Regions from separate parts of the Homo sapiens genome. Here region 2 is linked to region 1. The links are chromatin contacts, found by Hi-C or POLR2A ChIA-PET in ENCODE. All regions are on one chromosome and are shown on one strand. Each heading gives the region's core, a stretch centred on a gene start or an enhancer-like site at or near the end of the contact. The rest is flanking DNA. Distances are from core to core; before and after follow the strand shown.

Region 1 (6,813 bases), core at 2,940-5,439:
AAATACAAATATCATTTCAAATAGGAAAAACAAGAAAATATTTCTTAAACTAAAGACCTTTAGTTTTAGAGGTATGCATTTGAAAACACAGATACTATCATCACGTATATTTAAGACTGGTTCCAGACCCATGCTGCTCTCTGTGCGTTGAAATGAAACTGAGAAGACAAATGCCCAAATGGAATTTTTCCCACCTGTGAACTCCTATTCCAGATCCCAGTGTTGTTTGTGGCTCTTCCACATTTAACCAGCTAACTGCCTGCTCTTATTCTGTTCTTATGTGACAACCAATCTTCTGAAACTCTCGTCATCACATTTCAGCAGAAGTGAAAATATTAGCAGAGTGGTTGGTGGCCAAGACAGAAATAGAACCCAGGAGTCTGTGTCCTTTCCCTTGCCGGACCTACTGGAGCATGGTTCCTCCTGCCTGAAGACTCAGTGTTTCCAACTCTAACAAACAGAATTCTAACAGTTGACTGGTTTCTTCTTGCTACTCAAAATTTGTTTTATACTTAAACATTTTGTACAGTTTTTTCTTTATGAATGATTTTGCATTAAACAAATGGGACTTGGTTAATCTGATATCAGTGAATGCCTTATTCTGAGGAAATTAATCCACAAATATCCGTGGGACCATGAGTTTTCATATTGAGAACCTTTTTATGTGATAGACTAGAGAGCCAGGTAGACCAGGTCTGCGTCTGGTGCTCCCATGTGCCAGCTATTTGATCTCAAAAAATACCTCAACTTCTTGAACCTCAGTTTCCTCATCTTTACAACCAGGATGATAACGTTTACCTCACTGAGTTGTGAGGATAAAATAAGCCAACACAACTCAAGCAATTGGTAGGGGTCTGACACATAGGAAATGCTTAGTGAACGTGAGTTTCCTCTCTTCCTCCTTCACTCCTTTAGAATAGGGTTAGAGATGTAGAAACACATAAAATCTCATGAAATGTGCACCATAGAGAGAGAAGGATAACACAAATGACATAAAAAGTCTTGTACTAAGTTACTTGGTATTGATTCTAAAGTCAGGGTATTATCTAGGGCAAGGTGGCTCACACCTGTAAACCCAGCACTTTGGGAGGCCAAGGCAGGAGGATCACTTGACCCTTGGAGTTTGAGACCAGCCTGGGCTGGGAACATAGGGAAACTCCGTCTCTACAAAAAATAAAACATTGGCCGGGTGTGGTGGTGCATGCCTCTGTTCCCAGCTCCTCTTGTGTCTGAGGTGGGAGGAACGCTTGAGCTCAGGAGTTCAAGGCTGCAGTGAGCCGTGATTGCACTACTGCAGTTTAGTCTGGATGGCAGAGCAAGAGCCTGTCTCAAAAAAAAATGAAAAAAAAAATAGAAGAAAAAGAAGTAAAGTATGAGTATTAAGAAGTGAGAGAAAAGTTAGGGCTAGAATAGTTAGCAAAGATATCATGGAAAAGGTAGGATTTGAACTGGCCCCTCAAAGATGGAAACTTACAGAGTAAAGGAGGCTATTTCAGACTGGGGCATTTGGGGTGGGTAAACCATGAGAAATAGAGAAATTAGAACGAGAATGTTATAAGCCTTGGTTTTCCTATTGGAATAATTGAACGCAATAGAATAATAAGTAAAAGGATAATATTAATATGTGTTAGGCACTGTCTTAAGTGCTTTATATGCTAACTCATTTATCCTTAAATAGGTAAGATTGCTATGCCAATTATACAGTTGAAGAAAGTGAGGCACAGAGACATTAACTAATCTACCTGAGTAGGTGTGGAATAAATAATCTACAACTAGTAGGCAGTGGAGCTGAGCTGGAAGCCCAGGGGATCTGACTCCAGAGTCCACCCTCCTAACCCAGGACAGCTGCTTCAGTCACTTCCCAGCTCCCCTCACTCTGCATTGAGGATCAGCTAAGACCATTCTGTGAACATACCCTGAAAAGTATAAAGTACCATATACGTGTAAAATGACATGGTTATTCTTATTAATGATGTCATATGAGAGGCGACAAATAGCTACCTGAAAATGAGGGAGAAAAACTATGGTCTAGCACCCACATGCAGTTGTACTGGGCAGGTTTAGCCAGTGCACAGCATATATGCCTCACCTTCCTCTCTAGCGACTCTTGAGTCCTGAAAGCCTCACGTTTCCCATTTGGACAGTGTTCCAGGAGGCCATTTCCAAGCCAGTATCAGAGACTAAAAACCTGTTTGGCATCTGGCAGTAGGGCTTGTGCCTCAAGTGTGATCTGCCTTTGGCCAGGACATCCTTTTTTTTTTTTTTTTCTTTTGAGATGGAGTTTTGCTCTTGTTGCCTAGGCTGGAGTGCAATGGCGTGACCTTAGCTCACTGTAACCTCCACCTCCTGGGTTCAAGCGATTCTCCTGCCTCAGCCTCCCCAGTAGCTGGGATTACAGGCACGCACCACAACGCCTGACTAATTTTTTGTAGTTTTAGTAGAGACAGGGTTTCACCATGTTGGCCAGGCTGGTCTTGAACTCCTGATCTCAGGTGGTCCACCTGCCTCGGCCTCCCAAAATGCTGGGATTACAGGCATGAGCCACCATGCCCAGCCTCAGGACATCCTTTTTAACGGGCTTGTACCACATGATTGGGAGTTTGAATGTTAGTAACCATGATAGAAGATCTCCACTCCAAGGGCATCACCGTGGGAGGAAGCCTGCCCCTACTTACCATGTAAATATTTAGCCATTTCAATATATTTGTTCTGGACTTGTTCTTCTTATGTGTGTCTCCTGTGTTGAGTCTGTTTAATTGTAGGTTATTATTGTGTGTCTATATTGATGTCATTTCTTTAAGTACAGACACAGACAGCATTGCTTCAGCTGCCCCCACCCCTCCTTTTAAAAATAACACCTTACACAATATCCCTTCCTTGAGGACATCAAATAAATAACTTTTGTTCAAGAGCATATCTGATGAGGTGGCTAACTTGGAAATTTGTTCCTAGGCAGACCTTGTGACCTCTGTTTCAATACATAGTGAGTGGCCTTTGCTCCCATTTTATGCTACAGATTCACTCTGGAGATAGAATTGGTTGCACCTCTCCAGGCAGTGAGTTTGGAGAGCCCTTGGTGGTTAGGATGCCATTTGTGCTGGTGGCACAGAAATACAAGCAGTAAGCCCAGAGTTGCTTACTCTCCACTGGAGGTTTCTCAGAGGCTGGGGGGGACCCGAGACTCCTCTGCTTCAACTCCGCTCTACTATATGCCACTGGAAGTGTAGCTGAGGCTGAAGGGTATCAATGTTGGTATTTATCAGGTTGGACTCCCCCAAGTGCCCTATTTTCATACCTCCAAGGAGCAAGTGATTCAACAGAACTGTTTTCTTGGCCTCAAATGAGTCTAAGAAGGGGAAATCACTTAATACCAGCCGTCTGTGAGGGACCGATCACAAAGCTGTGTCTTTCTAATCCTCCTTGTAAATCAAAGGGAGGGGAATCCCCAGAGCCCAGGAGTACACATGAATAGAAAGCACCACAGGTAATAAAAACACCTAAAAAGGTCAGCAGAAACTCGGGGAGCTGCTGGAAATTCACCTCCTCTGCCTTTCTATGGGACTCAGTGGGCAGTGATCAGGTAGCAGGCAAGGATACCCAACTACACACCAAAGCAACTTGGCCACAGGACACGTACAGTGCAGCAGAAGGCTGGTAGGATAGTTTCTTCCACATCCATGTGAACCTCAGAGTCATCTGACCATTGGCCTTGTTCTCTTCCAGGTTCTAGCTGGCCAGAGACTTTTTTGGCCTCATACTAACTGCAAAATTGCACACAGTTGGCGAATACACCACTGGAAGCCACTGTGGCTGCATTGTCACAGTTCACCAATTGTGCATGTTATTTCCTGCAGTGGGCCCAAGATCACTGACAGGATGCCGTCGGGGTTGGGCTGAAGGTGGAAACAGCACACTAGCTTGCTGTTTGTGGCCTCTTTACAACTGCCGGCCCCATCTGAGATCCGGAACCAACACGTGCTAACCTCAGCCCATTGGGGCCAGTGGGGCAGCCAGCAGTGGAACCATAGCTCTCCACACCTATGTCTATGGCACGGTAGCTGCCGGCCCACAGTTTCCACTGCATCCCCTTGCATGTGCACCCCAAGAGAAGTAGGCCAAAGAGAAAGCTGCCTTAGGGAGCCACATGGTTATCTTGTGTGTTTACTTTTGCCAAATGGCAGACACAATTCTACTTCAATGCATTTTTCTGAACTCAGTGGTCAAAAGTAGCACGGAAGCACTACTTGCGTCAGCCCCCTCTGTGATTGAGCGAGTGTGTGCTTGTGCAAAGCTGAGGAGATTTTTTTTCACCTCCTCCTTCTGCATTCCCTCAGACTGAGCCACTCTCTTCTTTAGGGGCTCCCCTACTAGGCAGAGTGTTTCTCTAGCTTTGCCTGTGGATTTCACAGTGAAATCTACAGAAGACAGTTTTCCTCAGGGCTGATAATAAGAGGTATGAACTTATTAAGATTGGAAGCATTCTCACCATAAACACAAATTATTTCAAGTTGCTCCTTCATCCCCTTTTCCTTGGCCACTGCCATTGGTTCTGTGTAGGATGGATTTCTTAAGGTTGAAGATAAGCAATGCAAAGGTGGAATTTTGAGTACAGCACTCATCCTAATGTGGGTGAAATATATGAAACATTTATTCTAAGCAGACTGCTACATTAACAGTTGTTATACATTCATTCTCTGCATATCTTTTGTGGACTCAACACTTTTAGGTACAGAGAGGTTAGGAGAATTTCCCAGAATTGCACAGCAGGTTAGTGACAGTGCCAGAAATAAAAGTCTGCCTGACTCCCACACCCATGTTTTCTTCAAGCCAAATTGAAGTTTGGCCTCTTCTCCACAAATATTTCACAAGAAAAATTCCCCACAGCCTTTCAGAATTTCCCAGAAAACAATTGTTGTGCAGTCCTTCAAGATGGAAATGGCAGGCTGGAATATTGAAACCTTATCAGCTTTTATTCTAGAACTGACAGTTGATATTTTCTGAGCTGAAGCTAAGATAAAAGTTTATTTTTGTGTTTTTTTTTTTTAATCGTGGAATGATTTTTGATTTTCCAGAGCATGGCAAAACTAAGCCAGCAAATACTAAAACCACATTTGTTTTTGTGACGCTCAAACTCCGTAACAAATATTGGGTATCTCTATACAAAGCTGGATGTGGACAGGAAGGGTTTGGGATGGGGAGAGGCATGCGTCTGGGAGCGTGGCCTTTCTGGACCTACCCTGTTCTCACTCTCTTCCTTCTGCCTCTTGCCCTCATTGCTTTCCTTATTCTCTTTCTTCCTCTTGTCTCCTTCTCACCTCCAGCTCCTACCACAGCAGACAGGTTGGGGCAGACACCGTCATGGTTGGGGAGCAGGAGGACAGCATGGGGAAAACCACTCCAGGCCTTTCTCTCAAACCTTAGTGATGAAAGGACTCAATGGACCTGAACAATTTCTCACAGGAAAGTTCCGGTCTCTGTCTCCTTAAAAGCAAGGCATTCAGTAACCCTTAACAGAGCCAGGATTAAAACTTGAATTTCTGACTTATCCCAGGCCTCTGTTTGGATAGAAAGGCTAGGTCACTGTCATATATGGCAATTAGGATCACTTCAGATACAAAAGTAACATTTTTAAAGCTGTGCCTTAAGCAGAGAGACCATTTTTAGTACAAAAAGGAAAAAAAGATTAACTGTGCCTTCAGAGCTGATGAAAGGCAGAGCCTCGTCACTTTGAAAGCATTGGATTTAGTGCCAGGCGGGTTGGTGAGTAGACTCAGCACCCACATTCTCTTCTTGCGTCTCTCTCTGGCCACCCAGATTATCCAGGGGCTGCTGTTTACTTGAGAGCTAGAAGTATCAGGACGGACTATCACTGCACCTCGCCATCCTGGCCCAGTTAAAGTGATTTTGAAACTTCCTGATGTGTGTTAGATTGTGGCAGGTTTCTGCCAGGGAGTGGGCGGGAGGAGGAAGCAGGTGTTTTTATGGGCTAGAAATGCCCCTGAGATGCCTGAGGTTGCTTCGTGAATCCTCTAGCCCAGCCTACCCCTTCAACTCTGTTGCACAGAGACATGAGTTCCATGAAAAATTTAGTTTCAAAACTTCCCGTGGGCGCCGGAAATGATAACCACATGTTATCAAGAGCCACTGAAAACCACCAAAAATTTGTCAAAATTCATATAAGATTGCCTCACATACTTGACTTTCATAGAAGCGGAAGCCATTGACCTACTTGATTTATGGTATTTATTAGCAGAGTCTGAAAAGACTTTTATCACAAGATTGATCTTGTTACAGTGTAGCATCTTGACCATCTTTCAGTGTATTTCTGGATATTAGATTTATTTGTTTATTACTTTTATAGGTGGAATTCTCTAGACCATGACATTAAGGCCTGGAGAAGTCACCTGTCAGTAGATCTGAGCTGAGAGTTTCTCTCTCTTCTCCTGTGTCCCATGTTGCCTTAGGAAGGAGAGCAGGCAGGGAAGCCTGCATGCCCTTATCTCATCTGTACTATTGGTCTTAGGTGACTCCAGTTCACTTGGTGGAAAATGGGGATTACAAAATTTGCCTCTCAGCTGCCCCCACAGAAATCTCAGTGATGGCGTTTGTCAGATTCTTGGGTCCTTAAAAAATCTGACTTTTAAATATCGAATAATTATTTTGCTGATCATGAATATCTCTTCTGCTGACCAAACAGGACCAGATATCACATTCCAACCTATTCTATCCCTGGCTGACCACAAACTCCCTCTTCTTTGTCCCCCACCAAAAGTCAGGTAAAATGAGCTGTTTCTATCAAAGGCTGTGTCTTCA
Region 2 (6,232 bases), core at 425-2,924, 870 kb after region 1:
ACGGACACAAATTAGAAAGACATTCAGGGACCGACCTGGGTGAAGCTAAGCGCCACGTCCAGCGCTGGGTTCCCCCTTCATCCCTCCCAATATAGGAAAAGGGACAGAAGAGGGCAGCAGCCAAGCAGGAACGCCCAATCAGCCGTCTTCACCCCCCCTCCCCTGAGCCAGGTTTCGGGGAGCCGCCCCCTAGCCCTCACGTAGGCCCATTCCCACCCGCCCCTGCCCTGGGCCCGCGACCCCAGGGAGGAGGGGACGACGGCGGCGAGCGCCCCCACCGGCAGCAGGCGCACCTCCCCAGGGGCAGCTGTCGCCGCGGCCCGCGGGGCCCGGGCCTCCCCGGGAGCAATAGGCTATCGATTCAGCTGCCTGTCGCTAGGAGCCCCGGGAGAGCGAGGCCTACACCGCCCGGCCGGAGCCCCGGCCTCGATTTCGCCACTTTCCCCAAACCAGAGGGAGAGCCCGGGGGCAACCAGGCCCGTCTGGGCGAGAGGGAGGAGAAGCAGAGACCACTTGCAACAGCGGCCGCGGGAAACGGGGTGCGGGGCGCCGGGCTCCCGCCAACAAGTCTCCCGGGGGTCCCCCACCCTACCGCCTGCCTCGCAAGTTGCGCATTCAAGTTCAGGCTGGTGCCCTTTAGCCTCCACAGCCCTCGCCACTCTCGAAACTGTATTAAAAACAAGACGCAGAAGAGGCCACAACCGAACGAAAGGCGATGGTGCTGGGCCTCTAAGAGCGCCGAGGGGGGCGGCCCACAGCGACCCTACCGCCCCAGTCACTTCCCCTCTGCAGACCCCGCCAGCCCCCGGGTCGCAGCCCCCGGCCCCTCGGCGTCCGGGTCTGTCACCGCCCGCTTCCCAGCCCCAAGACCCCTTTTCCTTAACGCCGGCGACGGGGGCTTCAGCTCCCCCTTGCCTCCGGCGCTCCTCGGCCTCCTCACCCTCCACATCCCCAAAATGCCCCCAGCACCTTTTAAAGTACGCGGAGGAAGAGTTTGCCGTCAAACTTTGTAGAGCGGTAACCTCGCCCCCCTCCCCGACCTACACTTTCAGGGCAGGCATCAGGAGAGATCACTTTGCACTTGGGATAAAGCGAATTAAGGAGCTGTCAACCATTTTAGGTCTTTTTTATAGAAGACATCCTCTCCTTCCCCTCCCCCTGCAATGGTTTTAATTTGACACCAAACCTTCCCACCGCAGAAGGGGGTAGAGAAAGGGAGGGGGTGGGGACAGAGGGCAGGAGGAGGGTGACGGGGGAGAGCGAGAGGGGGAGGCTGGGAGGGTGCGGGGAGGCGCGGGGAGGGGAAGGGGGTTGATTTACCTGAGACCAGCCACTGGCCTCCATTGTTGGAGAATTCAATGGCATTGACACAGCCGAAGTGGCCGAGGAGGTCCTTCTTGTAGAGGTTTCTGCAGCCCCGCAGGCGTCTCCTCTGAAAGTCCTGAGTGAGCAGGGGGTCCCCATGCAAGCCCCGCTGGGACAAGAAGCCCACCACTGACCTCATGCTGCCCCCCAGGCCAGCTCTCCTCTTCATGCTGGAACCGCCGCCGCCGCCGCTCGCGCCGCCGCCCCTCCCTCGGCCTCACGCGCGGCCGCTGCTCCCCCCACCCGGCCCTCCCCCCGCGCTGCGATCCGGATGGTTCTTTAACCAGCCATGGCAGGCAGAGCGAGGTGTGCAGACACTCGGCGGCGTTCGCGGCTTCCTGACGGTCCCCTCCCTCTCCTTCCCCCCGAGGCTCCTCCCTCTGCCTCTCCGCCTCCTCCAGCAGCTGATCCTCAGCTGCCGCCGCGCTTCCGCGATGCGCGGCCCTTCCGCCGGCTGCGGGGCCCCGAGAACGCGGCGTCGGCGCCCCTCCCCTCCGCGGGGGGCTGGCCGGAAGAACGCGGGCGGCCGGCCCGGAGACCACGGGCGCCGGCTGCTTTCCCAGTTGAGCCGCTTCCCGCCTGGGGACCTGGGTGGCGCCGGGCGGAGACCCCTCTGCACCCCAGCGCCCCGCACTCCGCGGAGTTGAATGCGCGTAACAATCCGAGTGGCCGCCGGGCTTTGGCTCGCCTTCCTCCCGCGGGGACCCGCGGGCCGGCTGCTGCCCGGAGGCCAGCGCCCGTACGAGTTCGGGGAAAATGCGGCTGGAGTGGGGGAAGGTGCGGGCGGGGGCTCCGGCCCTCCTTCCTCTGCTGGCCTCTGCCTTGGGCAGTCCGGCCCTGCCCGAGGCGGGGGAACCGGGAGGTAGGGCCGCACACTTGGAGGAACGTTGCCTGGGGGTTTTGTTCGCGCACCCGCCCCTTCCCCTCTCCCGGTAAATGTTTAACACCACCGCTCATCCCCAAGTCCAGTTCTCTAACTCTTCCTTCCTCCGGTCCTTTAGTTGAAAAAGGCTAAATTGTTCCGTCTGGCAGATTAGAGTGGTACATGGGGGGAAAGAGAAAGGGATAAAGAAGTAGGAAGAAAATTGCCAAAACCGAGTTGATGAAGTCCCGAGAAGCACGAGGTACTTCTCTCCGTTCCAGATAAATTTGCACGACACAAGAAGCGTGATTTGAAACTAACGATATATGTTATTTAATTGGGTTCGGTGAGCTCCTCTTAAAGGTCTCGAGTGGGGAGCACTGAGGTTGGACAGCTGTTAACCAGCAGCTGCGCTCCAGGCCAGAAGTGGCTGCACTTCAGTAGGATGGGAGTCACCGCGTTGACCCTAGTGGGTGTTAAATGCTTTGGAATTCTACCAGATACAGTTAAAAGTCCCCTTTTCGATGTATTATAGTACTTTTCCTGGAAGCTATCCTCTGTCATTAAGTGGTAATAAGCTACTGAAATAGGCACTTGTCAGTTTTGCCCTTTCAAGTTAGCAGGAATTACATCCTCTGGACCAGAGATGGCACAGGAGCAGTTGAGTAGAATCATCATTGAAAGATGGGCTGTACATCTCTGATCTGGGGAAAATAATAATAATTTTTTTTAAAAAAAAAGATCGGCTGAACATGGAAGAGGTTTACCCGTCAAACAAAATTATTTACTTCTACTTTTTGTTCAGTGACAATACGATTAATCGTACTAATAACAAATATGCAAATGTTTCATATAAAAGTACATATTCTAGCAAACATTACTAAACAGAAACCAAATTCCATCAGAACTTGGGGAAAAGGGCAAAAAATAAATAAATTTTTAAAAGAAAGAAATCAAATTCCAAAAATGTGAATTTTAATGGAATATTGTTCCCCTAAATAGGAAACTATGTGGTACTTAAAAGGTTTTATCCTCAGGATGCCTTCTAATAATCCTTTGTGTTTATTCATTATAATCACCACCTAAAAATTAGTAGCAGTATACCAGCTTTATTAAAGATGTATAGCACCAAACATCCTTCTGTCATTGCAATGTCAAAATGTGTAATTAATCATTTATTTTTGTGATGATATGAGTCTCCCCACTCTGCTGTAAGTTCTCTGAGAGCAGGGACTACGTCTGTTCTGCTCAAGGGTGTATGCCTGGAGCCAGTACTTGCTGGCACTAGTGGCCGCTTTAATACTTGCTGAATTCATGAATGTACTTAGGGAGTGGGGAGGAGTTTGAAGGGAAAGGTCGTGCTTTCCGGTTTGGATATGTTGAGTTTGACCTGTTTCATTCCAGTGGAATCCACTTGTTCCAAGGCCAGTTTCCCTGCTCACTGTTCCTTTGCTTGGCATACTCAGTCCACACATTCAAAACCCCCTCTAACTTCTTCCAGTTAATAGGCCATCATTTATACCTATTTGCCTGGGGTGGGGGAGATTTGTTCGAAGTGGCCTTTACTGTGGCAGTGTATAATACGCATCCTCCTCTGCCCTCTTAAGCACATACCCCCTTTACAGTTTTTACTGAATTCCTGGGAAAATTGTCCCATTTACCTCAGCATAAAAATAGACCAGCATCTGGTCACATGCCAGCCCAAATCTAGGACTTTGCTGGAAACTTCCTTAACTGTTGGGTGACCAACAGTGACAGAAAGGTAGGACCACCTAGTCTGTTTATATCCTACTGCTAGTCTGGCCAGATTTTTATAAGCCTGAATGAAATATCTTCCTATTCCTATAATTAAGAGTTGTCGGATAAAATGGAGGATACCCAATTTGGTATGAATTTCAGATAAACAATGAATGTTTAAGTATACCCCATGAAATATTTGAGATATACTAATATTGTTTATTTGAAACTCGAATTGGGCATCCTGAATTTTTTATTTGCTCAATCTGGCCACCTACTTATAACCAACTTCAAAAGATGAAACTCCATAATATCAATTTGCTTTTACTAGGAATTTAACATAGTCCCTTGTGTCATTTATTGCAAACTAATAATATGGTACATAACTACCTACCACAAACTTTTTTTACCACACCTGTAACAAAATTGCAATACCACAAACATTTAATCAGCTTTGATGACCACATGAGCTTTGTGTTTTTCATATAGGCATTTATAGTGAAAAGGCCAGTGTACTTAGCTTTAAAATAGCAAATGAAATTACTTCTGAGTAAATTGAACCACTGCAGAGAATGTATGGAGGAAGAGGGAGAAGAGTGAAAAACTCATATTTTTCTTTCCTAAACCCAGAAACTTATGTGTATTAACATTCATACTTAGGAAGCCTTGAAACACTGATTTGGAAATTCATTCTGGAAAAACAAAGATATGGAAATTGCTTAACCCAAGAACTCTTAATTGCTTCACCATAGGTTGAATACTGGTCAAATGTAGAATTCCCAGAAATGTATTTACTCTTTGACTTCTATTTTGTTTGACTCCAATATTGCTGAAGATAGAGTAAGGAATCTTTAAAAACTGATTGAATGCTAAGGAAATGCTCAAACATTAGAAACTGTGTTTTTAAAATTTATTTATTTATTTTGAGACAGGGTCTGACTCTGTCACCCAGGCTGGAGTGCAATGGTGTGATCTTTGCTCAGTGCAGCCTTGACCTCCCAGGCTCCAGTGATTCTCCTACCTCAGCCTCCTGAGTAGCTGGAACTACAGGTTCACACTGCCACACTCAGCTAATTCTTGTATTTTTTGTAGATGGGGTTTCTCCATCTTGCCCAGGCTGCTCTCAAACTCTTGGCTCAAATGATCCTCCAGCCTTCACCTCCCAAAGTAAAGGGATTACAGGCATGAGCCACCTAGCCTGGCTGTTTTTTTGTTTGTTTGTTTTGTTTTTTTAACTGAGAAAATACTAAGCCCTTCTGAAACTTTTATTAAATCTTAGCATATTGAGTACTACATATGGATACTAATATGCTCAGAAATGTTTTATTCAAAATATTTTCAACTTTAAAATAAACCACTATTCATAAAAAGAGATGTTAATTCATGCAGAGATCAATGCCTCAAATATACATATGATTTAACTGTAACATTTATTTTTAACTTTTTAAAGACAGGGTCTCTCTGTTGCCCAGGCTGGAGTGCAGTGGTAAAATCATAGCTCACAGCAGCCTGGAACTCCTGGACTCAAGTGATCCTCTCACCTCAGCCTCCTGAGTAGTTGGGACTACAGGTGTATGCCACCATGCCTGGCTAATTTTTTAAAAAGTGTTTTACCATTTTGTTGCTCAGGCTGATCTTGAACTCCTGGCTTTAAGCTATCCTCCTTGTCCTCCCAAAGTGCTGTGACTACAGGCATGAGCCACCTCGGCCTGTCAACATTTAAATTTTAAAAGGTAAATTATTTATTGGTCATCTCAAATAGACAACAGTCACTTTTAATGTTGGGGAGAAAAGAAACTGATTTACTTAAATTTGTGTTCTTCCAGCAAGATCCATAGGACATATAGCTTTTCATTTTTTAATAACTTTATTGAGATATAATTGACATAAAATTCACCTTTTAAAGTGTACAATTCAGTGGTTGTTAATATATGCACAAAGTGGTATAACCATCACCATCTAATTCCAGAACATTTCACCACTCCAAAAAAGAAACCCCATATATATTAGCAGTCTCTCACCATTCCTCCCTCCCCTCAGCTGCTGACAACCACTTATCTAATTGCTATCTCGATGGATTTGCCTATTCTGCATTTTTTTTTTTTTTTTGAGACAGAGTCTGGCTCTGTAGTCCAGGCTGGAGTGCAGTGGCATGATCTCAGCTCACTGCAACCTCCGCCTCCCAGGTTCAAGTGATTCTCCTGCCTCAGCCTCCACAGTAGCTGGGATTACAGGTGTACACCAGGACACCCAGCTAATTTTTTATAT

The links. Hi-C counts contacts between places; a loop is a spot of excess contacts on that map. ChIA-PET counts read pairs that join two places held with the same protein, here RNA polymerase II (POLR2A). Pooled maps may share reads with other maps.
Region 2: a loop to region 1 is called in a map with no recorded cell type, with 5 times the contacts of the local background. The contact joins the promoter of DCAF5 here to the enhancer-like site in region 1. A Hi-C loop is called at or near these places in 1 of 37 single-sample maps with no recorded cell type and 5 of 50 pooled maps. POLR2A ChIA-PET finds 5 or more read pairs at or near these places in 1 of 52 experiments (WTC11).

What each region holds. Positions count from the first base shown.
Region 1 is chr14:68,279,727-68,286,539 of GRCh38, forward strand. The region is part of intron 7 of RAD51B (RAD51 paralog B); the gene reads left to right. Among named protein-coding and RNA genes, the nearest start is that of RAD51B-AS1, 400 kb to the right of the region's middle. RefSeq lists enhancers at 220-389, 3,639-3,708, 5,445-5,494, 5,545-5,604, 5,765-5,814. Within about 2 kb of position 4,190, at least 18 of the 41 ENCODE cell types and tissues checked have a DNase peak (open chromatin) inside an H3K27ac peak, as active enhancers do.
Region 2 is chr14:69,151,445-69,157,676 of GRCh38, forward strand. DCAF5 (DDB1 and CUL4 associated factor 5) reads right to left here and starts at 1,675. Exons shown (of 9, transcript NM_003861.3): 1 at 1,321-1,675. The coding sequence starts at 1,534. RefSeq lists silencers at 1-449, 610-659, 1,480-2,119.